Linked DNA regions of Homo sapiens: region 1 is linked to region 2. Evidence: read pairs that join two places in POLR2A ChIA-PET (ENCODE). Cell type or tissue: PC-9. All regions are shown on one strand.

The links. Peaks named below come from ENCODE experiments on the same cell type or tissue, not always from the same donor. Only the 100,000 strongest peaks of a DNase experiment are listed, where the experiment ranks them.
Region 1: POLR2A ChIA-PET joins it to region 2 with 5 read pairs; 1 of 35 experiments calls an interaction of 5 or more read pairs at or near these places.

What each region holds. Positions count from the first base shown.
Region 1 is chr2:148,867,773-148,872,772 of GRCh38, reverse strand. It overlaps the pseudogene RPS20P13 and the pseudogene USP8P2. Among named protein-coding and RNA genes, the nearest start is that of KIF5C, 5.0 kb to the left of the region's middle. In PC-9, no CTCF peak of the experiment used is centred here; DNase peaks (open chromatin) are centred at 2,042 and 2,372; H3K4me3 peaks cover 636 bases; H3K27ac peaks cover 864 bases.
Region 2 is chr2:149,449,337-149,454,336 of GRCh38, reverse strand. All of the region lies in intron 3 of LYPD6 (LY6/PLAUR domain containing 6), which reads right to left. Among named protein-coding and RNA genes, the nearest start is that of LYPD6, 120 kb to the right of the region's middle. RefSeq lists an enhancer at 3,652-4,192. In PC-9, no CTCF peak of the experiment used is centred here; a DNase peak (open chromatin) is centred at 2,396.

The DNA of each region.
Region 1 (5,000 bases), 580 kb after region 2:
AAGAACTCTACCTGAGTTCTTCACTAAAAGACCTCAATAAGAAGACAGAAGTTAAACCAGAGAAAATAAGCACTAAGAGGATTACGTCCATTCAATACTTGGAACTGCAAACATCAAAAAAGCCATTGAAGAAGCTGAAAGACTCTCTGAGAGCCTTAAACTAAGATATAAAGAAGCTGAAGTCCGGAAATAACTTGAGGAAAAGGACAGGCAGAAGGAAGCACAGCAACTACAACAAAAAAGGCAGGAAACAGGAAGAGAGGATGGTGGCACATTGGCTAAAGTTTCTTTGGAGAATGTATTGGATTCCAAAGACAAAACCCAAAAGAGCAATGGTGAAAAGAGTGAAAAAATGTGAGACCAAAGAGAAAGGAGCAATTACAACAAAGGAACTATACACAATGATGACGGATAAAAACATCAGCTTGATTATAATGATTGCTCGAAGAATGCAGAATTATCAGGATTCCTGTATTTTACATTCTCTCAGTGTTCCTGAAGAAGCCATCAGTCCAGGGTGGGTTATTGTGTAGTAAAGTGGTAAACTGTGTAGTAAGCAGTAAACTGTGGACCTTAGTAAATGTTACTACTTAGCATTCAAGCTAAATGTGATAAAGTAGTCTTTTCCTGTTAACTTTTTAAATCTTTGCCTCTTTTTTTGGGGGGGGGCAGGGCCAGAGGGGGAGGTGCGTTTTAAGAGCAGAGGTTTAATAGGCAAAAGAAAGAAAAAGGAGAACAGGGCCGGGCTCGGTGTCTCACACCTGTAATCCCAGCACTTTGGGAGGCCGAGGCAGGTGGGTCACAAGGTCAGAAGTTTGAGACCAGCCTGATCAGAATGGTGAAACCCTGTCTGTACTAAAAATGCAAAAATTAGCCGGGCATGGTGGCATGCGCCTGTAATCCCAGCTACTCAGGAGGCTGAGTCAGGAGAATCACTTGAACCCGGGAGGCGGAGGTTGCAGTGAGCCAAGATCGCACCACTGCACTCCAGCCTAGGTGACAGAATGAGACTCTGTCGCAAAAAAAAAAAAAAAGAAAAAGGAGAACAGCTCTCTCATTTTTGAGAGTGAGAGGTGCCCAAATGGCACTTCCCTAAATCTTTGCTTCTTAAAGACACACTTTACGCTTTATGAAGGTTGAAGTTACAGATTTCCTAACTTTTGATTTGGCTGTTTTCTCCTATTTGTGGTATTTAGAATCCTATCAAAAGAGAAATGAAGTTGCCTTTTCCCTCTCTCCCCAGGTGTTTGTTGACTGATTTTTCCTATTATTTTCTGTTTATAAGCATGTGAATGATATGTACCAAATTGACTAAAATTGTGAACTAATTGAATTGTTTTACATGTTGAAATTCCCTATATTATCTGTGATACAAGAGTATCCAAATACTGTGTGTGTGCTTTAAAGAGTACAGTCTCTGATGTCAGACTCTATTCAAATAATTGTCACCTACTAGCTGCATTATTTCTAGCTAGTGACTTAGCATTTCTAAGCTCATGTTTCCATCTGTAAAATGGGGATAATAACAGAACCTATCTTACAGAGGTTTCAGGAGATTTAAATGAGAAACGTTATATATATACACACACACACACACACACACACACACACTTTAGCACAGGTCCTGGCACGAGTAAGGACTTAATTTAAAATTTTTTCTTTCTTTTTTAGTAAAAAGGCCTTTAACCTATGAAATAATTTAAAGTGACTTGCATGGGTATATTGTACAGTAGAAATCATGATAGTGGCAGAGCTAAACCTCCAGATACAGGGCTATTTTCACTATTTCGAGCATTCTTATATAGATCCTATTACCTCTCTGGGTCTTAATTTAATTTTAAAATTAGGTAATGAAATCTGTATAGTTCTTGGCATATTGCAGATGCTTGACAAATGTTTGACCTGAAGCATAGAGTGCTTTGTAAATAAGCTATTTAAAAATTAGAGCTCTTGGGCAGGGTGCAGTGGCTCACACCTGTAATCCAAGCATTTTGAAAGGCCAAAGTGGGCGGATCACTTGAGGTCAGGAGTTCCAGACCAGCCTGGCCAACATGGTGAAACCCCATCTTTACTAAAAATACTTCAGCCGGGTGTGGTGGTGCATGCCTATAATCCCAGCTACTCGGGAGGCTGAGGCAGGAGAATCGCTTGAACTTGGGAGGCAAAGGTTACAGTGAGCTGAGATCACGCCACTGCACTCCGGCCTGGGCTACAGAGGGAGACTCCGTCTCAAAAAAAAAAAAAAAAAAAAAAAAAAAAGTTAGAGCTCTTTGAGGAAGACACCGTCGAAAGTGGTGCCGAGCTGTGGTCTGCCCGCTTCTGCTCCTGCTCCTGACTCACTGCTGTTGCTCTCGCCAAGGAACCAGTCGGTCAGGAAGCCACGCAGCAGCTGTGGCTTTTAAAGATACTGGAAAAACACCCTTGGAGCCGGAGGTGGCAATTCACTGAATTCGAATCACTGTTTATGAGCCACAGCTTAAAATCCCTGGAGGAGGTGTGTGCTGACTTGATCAGAGGAGCAAAGGAAAGGAATCTCAAAGTGAAAGGACCAGTTCAAATGCCTACTAAGACTTCGAGAATCGCTACAAGAAAAACTCCTTTTGGTGAAGGTTCTAAGACATGGGATCATTTCCAGATGAGAATCCACAAGCAACTCATTGACTTGCACAGCCCTTCTGAGATTAAGCAGATTACTTCCATCAGTATGGAGCCAGGAGTTGAGGTGGAAGTCATCATTGGAGATGCTTAAGTCAACTATTTTAATAAATTGATCGCCAGTTGTTAAAAAAAAATGGGCAAAGGACTTGAAAAGACATTTTTTCAAAAAAGATATACAAATAGCCAATAAGCACATAAAAAGTATGCAATATCACTAATCATCAGGAAAATGCAAATCAAAATCACAATGAGATACCACTTCACACCCATTAGAATGGCTACTACCAAAAAAAAAAAAGAAAGAAAGAAAAGAAAAGAAGTGTTGACCAAGACATGAAGAAATAAAAGCTCTTGTGCATGGTTAATGGAATGTAAAATGGTACAACTGCTATGGAAAAAAGTATGGTGGTTCATCAAAAAATTAAAAATAGAATTTCCATATGATCCAGCAATTCTACTTCTAGGTATATACCCCCAAAAAGATTGAAATCAGGTACTCAAACAGGTATCTGTGCACTTGTGTTCATAGCAGCAGTATTCACAATAGCCAAAAGATGGAAGCAACCCAAATGTCCATCAACTGATGAATAGGTAAACAAAATGTGGTGTATATATGCAATGGAATATTATTCAGCCCTAAAAAGAAGTACTAACTTATGCTACCACATAGATGAAGCTTGAAGACATTATGCTAAGTGAAAATAAGCCAGTCACAAATGGGCAAATGCTATATGAGTCCACTTACATGAGGTACCTAGAGTAGTCAAGTTCCTGGGACAGGAAGTAGAATGGTGGTTGCCAGGATACGGGAGGGAGAGGGAATGGGGAGTTATTATTTAATGGGTATGGAATTTCAGTTCAGGAAGATGGAAAATATTCTAGAGATAGATGATGGTGATGACTGCATAACAGTGTAATCATAGTTAATGCCACCGAACCGTACACTTTAAAATGGTTAAAATGGTACATTTTATGTTGTATCTATTTTACCACAATAAAAAAAGATAAAAGAAGTGAAAAACCAAAAAGAGGTGTTTTGGTTATTGAGATGATGTGTTTCCCCCTTCTCCTATTGTGTAGGAAGAATGTGGTTTGGAGAATTGTTCCCAAATACAAGAATGGGTCTTGATTAGCCTCAGTCAAACGTGACCACCCCATTCTTTTTCCCAGTGACTGGTTCAGGGATGAGCAAGATAAATGTCAAGGAGACAAAAGGAAAAGTTTGCCAAATTTTTGGAAAGAAATTGTGTTACTCTGCCTTTCCATCTCCAGCTGGAGGATAACATCCAGCTCCAATTGCTATAGGAAATACTCTATGACTTCTTGGAAAACTAGACCAGAGATGAAGCCAAAGATGCATATGACAAAAACCATGAGGCTGGGTCCTTGGTGACATGATCAAGCCACTGGGATCCACCAAAACCAAAGCCCACTGTGCTCTAGACTTCTTGTTCATGAGCCAATAAACTTGCCTGTTCTTTAAATCTTGAAGGTGGAGGACAGCAAGAGTCACAGTGCACGTTAAGTTTACGTGCCCAAAAACAGTGAGGAAGCCTGAGTGACTAGAGTGGAATTAATAAGCAATTCAGTCAAAAGGCAATTTAGGATCCAATCATGCAAAAAACTTGACGGTCAAGCCAAGGATTTTTATCATTGGACTAACCTGGAATCATCTTTGGACACAAAGCAAATCAAATAATCGTGGCAATTAGTTGGTGCTGTTGGTCTTAGACTTTCTAGATCTGCATGGTCCAAGACAATAGCTACTAGCCACAAATAGCTACTGAGCACTTGAAATGGGTTGAGTATGACTGAGAAACTGAATTTTTCATTTTATTTCATTTAATTAATTACAATTTAAATTTAGAAGGTGATACCTGATTGAGTTATTGGAAACTTTTAAGTGTGTTTAGAACAACTTGGTAAATCCACATTTTCAACTGTAAATTTTATAAAATCTAAACACAGATCAAGTATTTCTAATAAAAATTTAATGTCCATAACAAAATGAGCAGTCAGTGTAAAATACAAACAGGACTTTGAAGACAGTGTGAAAATGACTGTAAAATATTTCATTAATAATTATTTTTATTGGTTACATGTTGAAATGGAAATGCTTTGGATATATTGGGTTAAATAAAATATATTAAATAATTGAATAAAACATCACCTGTGTTTCTTTTTCCTTTTTTACATTGACTTCCAGAAATGTTTGAATTACATATGTAGCTCATGAGATATTTTTATTGAACAGCACTGATCTAGATGCCACTGTCAATTCAAAATTTATTGGTCCATAAATAACATCCAGAAAATGTACTGGTGAGGAGTATTGTGTCTTG
Region 2 (5,000 bases):
GTCTCAACATTGTTACCTTTGGGGATGGAGTATAATGACTGGGGCACCCTAGCAGCCTCTGGGGTTCTATTGCTTCATATGGGTGGAAACACAGCATGTTCACTTTGTAAACATTCACAAATTGTGCACTTATGATCTCTTCACTTTGCGGTATGTATATTCAACTTTAAAATTACTTTTAAAAAGGAGGATGTCTAAGACTTTCACTTAGCAATATGACAATAATATGATGAGAGATCATCTGAAAAACATCTTATTACATAGCAGCCAGAAGTGTTGGATAAAATGTAACCAGCACTTTTTGTAAATTACAAATGAATTCTCCAGAAAGGAAAGTGTCAAGGGCCAACACTGGATAAGGTATTGATTTCTCTATCCTAGGGAAAGAACAATGTTAAAAGATAAGCCATAATAAATTGCAAGGCGTTGGGTCCCCATGGGATTCAGAGAGACAACAGAGACTCCTGTATAAATGAAAAAAAATTGGAGGGCTATATTCTAACTGTAAAATTGCCTAAAAGGAAGAAAATTCCACCCTTAGGTTAAGTCAAACACAAAGGTTGTCTGTTTCAGCCTGGGCTATGTCTGAAAAAAGTCAACAATAAAGAAATCGTTCCTGAAAATTTGTAACTATGGTCTTGTCTTCAGTTGAGCTGAGGATCACATTTACATTTCCTGCTTGTAGCAAGAACCATCAGGCAACCAATCTGGAAAAAGCCATCAAGGGATATGTCCAGCTTTTTCTTTACTTTTACAGAAAAACAGTGAAGAGCATAGAAGCTGGAGCCAAAAGAATATGTGTCCTCTAACTCAATAATTTTCTTTTTCTGATTATATATCAGCAGTATTTTCAAATGGAGATTTTGCCTTAGAGGGAGGCATCTGTACTTCATAATTAAGGAGGAACATAATGTCTTTGGCTTAGCTATCCTCCACAAAACAAGCCTTTTTAAAAACTGGAATGTCTTTGACTTCACATTTAATTCCATAGACTTTTAATAACCATTTTTACAGTCCCTCTCTCTAGGATCTTTTCATCTTGCAGCACAGAGAAAAGTCATGGGCAAACGTAGATCCAAGCACACGACATTCAACTCTTGTTTTAGATCATCAGTTCCTTCAATTGGCTCCTAACGTAATGTGATTTCAAGATCCTTTTCCATTCTGGTTCACAAAATCAAGAAAATTGAACAGATTTATAATGAGTAGCTGATGAAATTAAAGTTGTTGCAAAGGAAGTGCTCAGAGATCAAAGATGAAATGGAAGCCAAGCAAGTAAAGCAACCAGAGTCAGTTATGGAGAGCATCTTAAGCTCCCATTTCTAGGAAGGGAGTATAGTACTATGAATCTGGAAGCACCAGAGGCACAAATAATGTAATGGAGGAGAACGCCCTTATATCACACACCTTCTGAAAAGAAGAGAGACAGGGAACCTGAGTTAGCTAGAGGTGTGTCCAGCTGATGCCGCCACTGCCAAAAGAGTGATTCCAGTCAGGAGAAAGCTTTCCTGACACTTACTTGGCCAAACAATAACTCAAAACAAGTCTGAATCCCTGAATGTCAGTCGCTAAGATACACTATGTCTCTATGCACATGCATGTGACTGAGGTTAGCTTTAGAAAATTCTTGACATTCAGTGAATCCCCTAAGCAATTTGGGGTGTGCACTTATTCTGCGTTTATAAGATTGAATACTTAGATGAGGTGATTTTTTTCACTTTCAACAAATTATTTTCACATCAGGTGATAATTTAAACCCAGTTAACTATGTCACAAAGCAAACCAAAAAAACCCAGGAATGTCTTAGAATTTCCATAGCAGTGTCTCAGTTGCCCTTCCTAAGCCCATTGGTAGTCCTAGAGCTGCTTCAGACTACTAACAGAAAAATCTAGAGTTAGCTACTAGTGAAATACATTTTCTATTTTAATTTATTAATAAAATGGCATTATTTTCATTGTTAGAAAAATCTGAAGAAAACCTGGAGGAAAGAGCAGAAGACTCGTGGGAAATAGGGCTGGCCAAGCAGGAAGCTGAGTGTGGCCTCACCCCTTCTCAGCTTACAGCTTTAAGTTCCCACTCCTTACCTGATGCTCAAGGCCCCACAAAAATCACCTGGCTCCACTATTTTGGGTCCCTAATTCTCTCATACAAACTAGTTGCTACTCCCAGGTCAGCTCTCTCCCCATCCACTGAGCACACCTGGGGAGTCTTGTCTCTATGCCTTTGCTCTGAGTGAGTTCCTGGAAGACATGTTCTCTTCAATGCTGGACCTCCAGTTCCAAGTTGTAGAGCTACTGCAATCTTCTCAGCACGTGATGCTTTTGCTGGCTACCTCAGTCCCCAGTAGCTCTTCTTCCTGTAAACTCCCACAGTGCTTAATGCCAGGTTCCACTTGGCACTTACCTTTGTCCTGCTAATTTTGACATCTGATATGTTCAGATCCTATCAGCCCAACTAAACCGCCTGCTCCCTGAAAGAAGAAACCAGATTCCTATCTTTCACTTTGTAATTCCCCAAGGGGCCTAGCATGGTTGTTTTGTGTTCTGAACCTCAGTGCATGACTTTCTATTTATCCCTTTAAATTGAAGGACAGAAAGATAAAAGTAGAGGGGAAAAAAGAGAAAAGGATAAATTGTGTAGAGACCACTCTGCAATACCTTTAGGTATCTGGACTTTGAAATGATAGATTATGACCTCAAAAGAAAGTATCAAGATGGAACTTCCTCTTTTCTCTGTGAGGCATTCAAGCAGTGTTTCTGGTCCCTTGCTTTTTCTTTTTGACAGGGATATACTTGTATACCATCAAACGTGGCCCAGAGCCTACACAGAATACCAGTTCACATTCCTTTTTCCTCTGCATTATCTCCACTAAGGTTACCTCAAAGCTCAGTCAGTACCAGGAGAAGCAGTCACATTTTGCTATGGTCCGAATGTGTCCCCCAGAGTTCATATGCAACTTAATCACCAATGTGAGGATATTAAGAGGTGGGGCATTTAAGGGGTGATTAAGTCATGAGTCTGGAGCCCTCAAGAATGGGATTAGGACCCTTATAAAAGGGTTTGAGGGAGTGGGTCTGTTCCCTTCCCCGCCTTTTGTCTTCTGCCACGTGAGGCCACAGTGTTCCTCCCCTCCAGAGGATGCAGCAGCAAGGTGTCACCTTGAAAGCAGAGAGTCTATGCCCTTCTAGAACCTGCCGGCACCTTGATCTGGGACTTCCCAGCCTCAAGAACTGCGAGAAATAACTTCTATTGTTTATATATTACCCAGTGTGAGGTATTTTATGACAGCATCACAAGTGGACTAAAACACGCTTCCTATATACTAGCTCTGACCAACAGGGCAACAGCTTCAAAAGCAAATCAGCCAGCTTTATCACCACAGGAACTAGCCCAAAGATGACTAGATATACAAAGCAAATCATCTTGGTTTTGCCTGAAGTCACTGTTCATGATGGTTCTTAAATTTGGTTGCATATTAGAACCATCTGGAGGGCTTTTAAAAATCCTTATGCCTAGCTGGACCATTTAATATGAATCGCTGGGAACAAATCTAGGTGTTAGTGTTTTCGAAAGTTTACCAGGTAATTTCAATAGACAGCCAAGTCTGAGAAGCAGTGGTTTAATCAGATCCATTAGCAATGTTCATTCCACAGTGGTAATGTTAGAAAATACTGGCCCATTTGGAAATGAGCAGTGACTACAGACGGCAATAAAACTTATTTTCGATTACTCAGACGGCTGGATATCTAGTTTTCAGTTAAGCCAATCTTTAGTGCTTCCATGTTTTTCTCTGCCCTGTAGGCCCTATTATCATCTCTACCTAAAAGTCAACAAGAAGAGCCTAGAAATGACAACACTACATTTCTGTTTCTTATGTAGAGGAGCTCCCTGTGGTTCTTACCCCTGACTTTTCATTAGAATCATCTGCAATATTTAAAGTACCAATGCAGGGCCCTAATCTCAGAAATGCTGGCTCAATTTGTGTAGAGCTGTGATTCTTAACTCATCACCTGACAACCCTTTAGAAATGCAAATTCTCAGGCCCTATCTCAGACCCACTGAATCAGAAATGTGGGTGAAGAAGTGGGTGGGAGCAGAAATCTATGTTTTAATAAGCCCTCTGGAGAATGATGCTGCTGCTGAAGCTTGAAAACCACTGGTCTAGACAGGGCAAGGCTTTCAGTGATTTCTTTGAAAAATTCCACAGGTGTTTCTACTGGACACACTAGGTGGAGTGGAGGCTCCTGGGTTAGAGTACTAGCTTGGATAGTTGACATGTTTCCTTTAATTTTGGTTTCCATGCTCTCCCAATTTCCAATCCTCCACAAGAGGCAGAATACCATTCACTGGGTTAAGTATGAGAACTCTTATATAATACTCGTGTTATACTGAAAAATAATGGATTTGGTGTGGTTGTGTCCAAGCCATTTTAACAACTGAATTAGATCAGCAGTGAAACCCATCTAACTATTCACTCGAACATTTGTCAATAAAATTCCCTGTGCTCATTATCTCTACCCCCACCAAATAAATAGACTTTCCTCCAAAGTAAAATAGCCAGTTAACAGTGACTCTGTAGCCAAATATAACCATCTATTTCTTTTTGATAGGATAAAAGAGACATGAATATAATGGGTATTTATTTTGAAATGGGCCTTTCGGTCAAAATTCCATGCTTCAGTTCAGTGTTCATCTCATCCTTCAAAAAAAACTTAATAGTTTAAAAATCTCAGGGATTTTATTTGTGCAATGATGACATTCAGAATTCTAAATTCTAGAGACTGCATGAAAGTCTCTGGCAAGATATGTAATCAATGGAATCTTTATATGAACATCAATTCATACATTACATAAAAGAGGTTACTATGCACTGACTAATGCCTCAGAGTGGCAGACAGACTGGCTGTTCTCTTTTCCTACATTTGACTGGGCCCGGGGGTACAGGCGAAGGTATCACCTCCTGTGGAGTGCCAAAAATACTTCATGAGAAAGGAAACAAT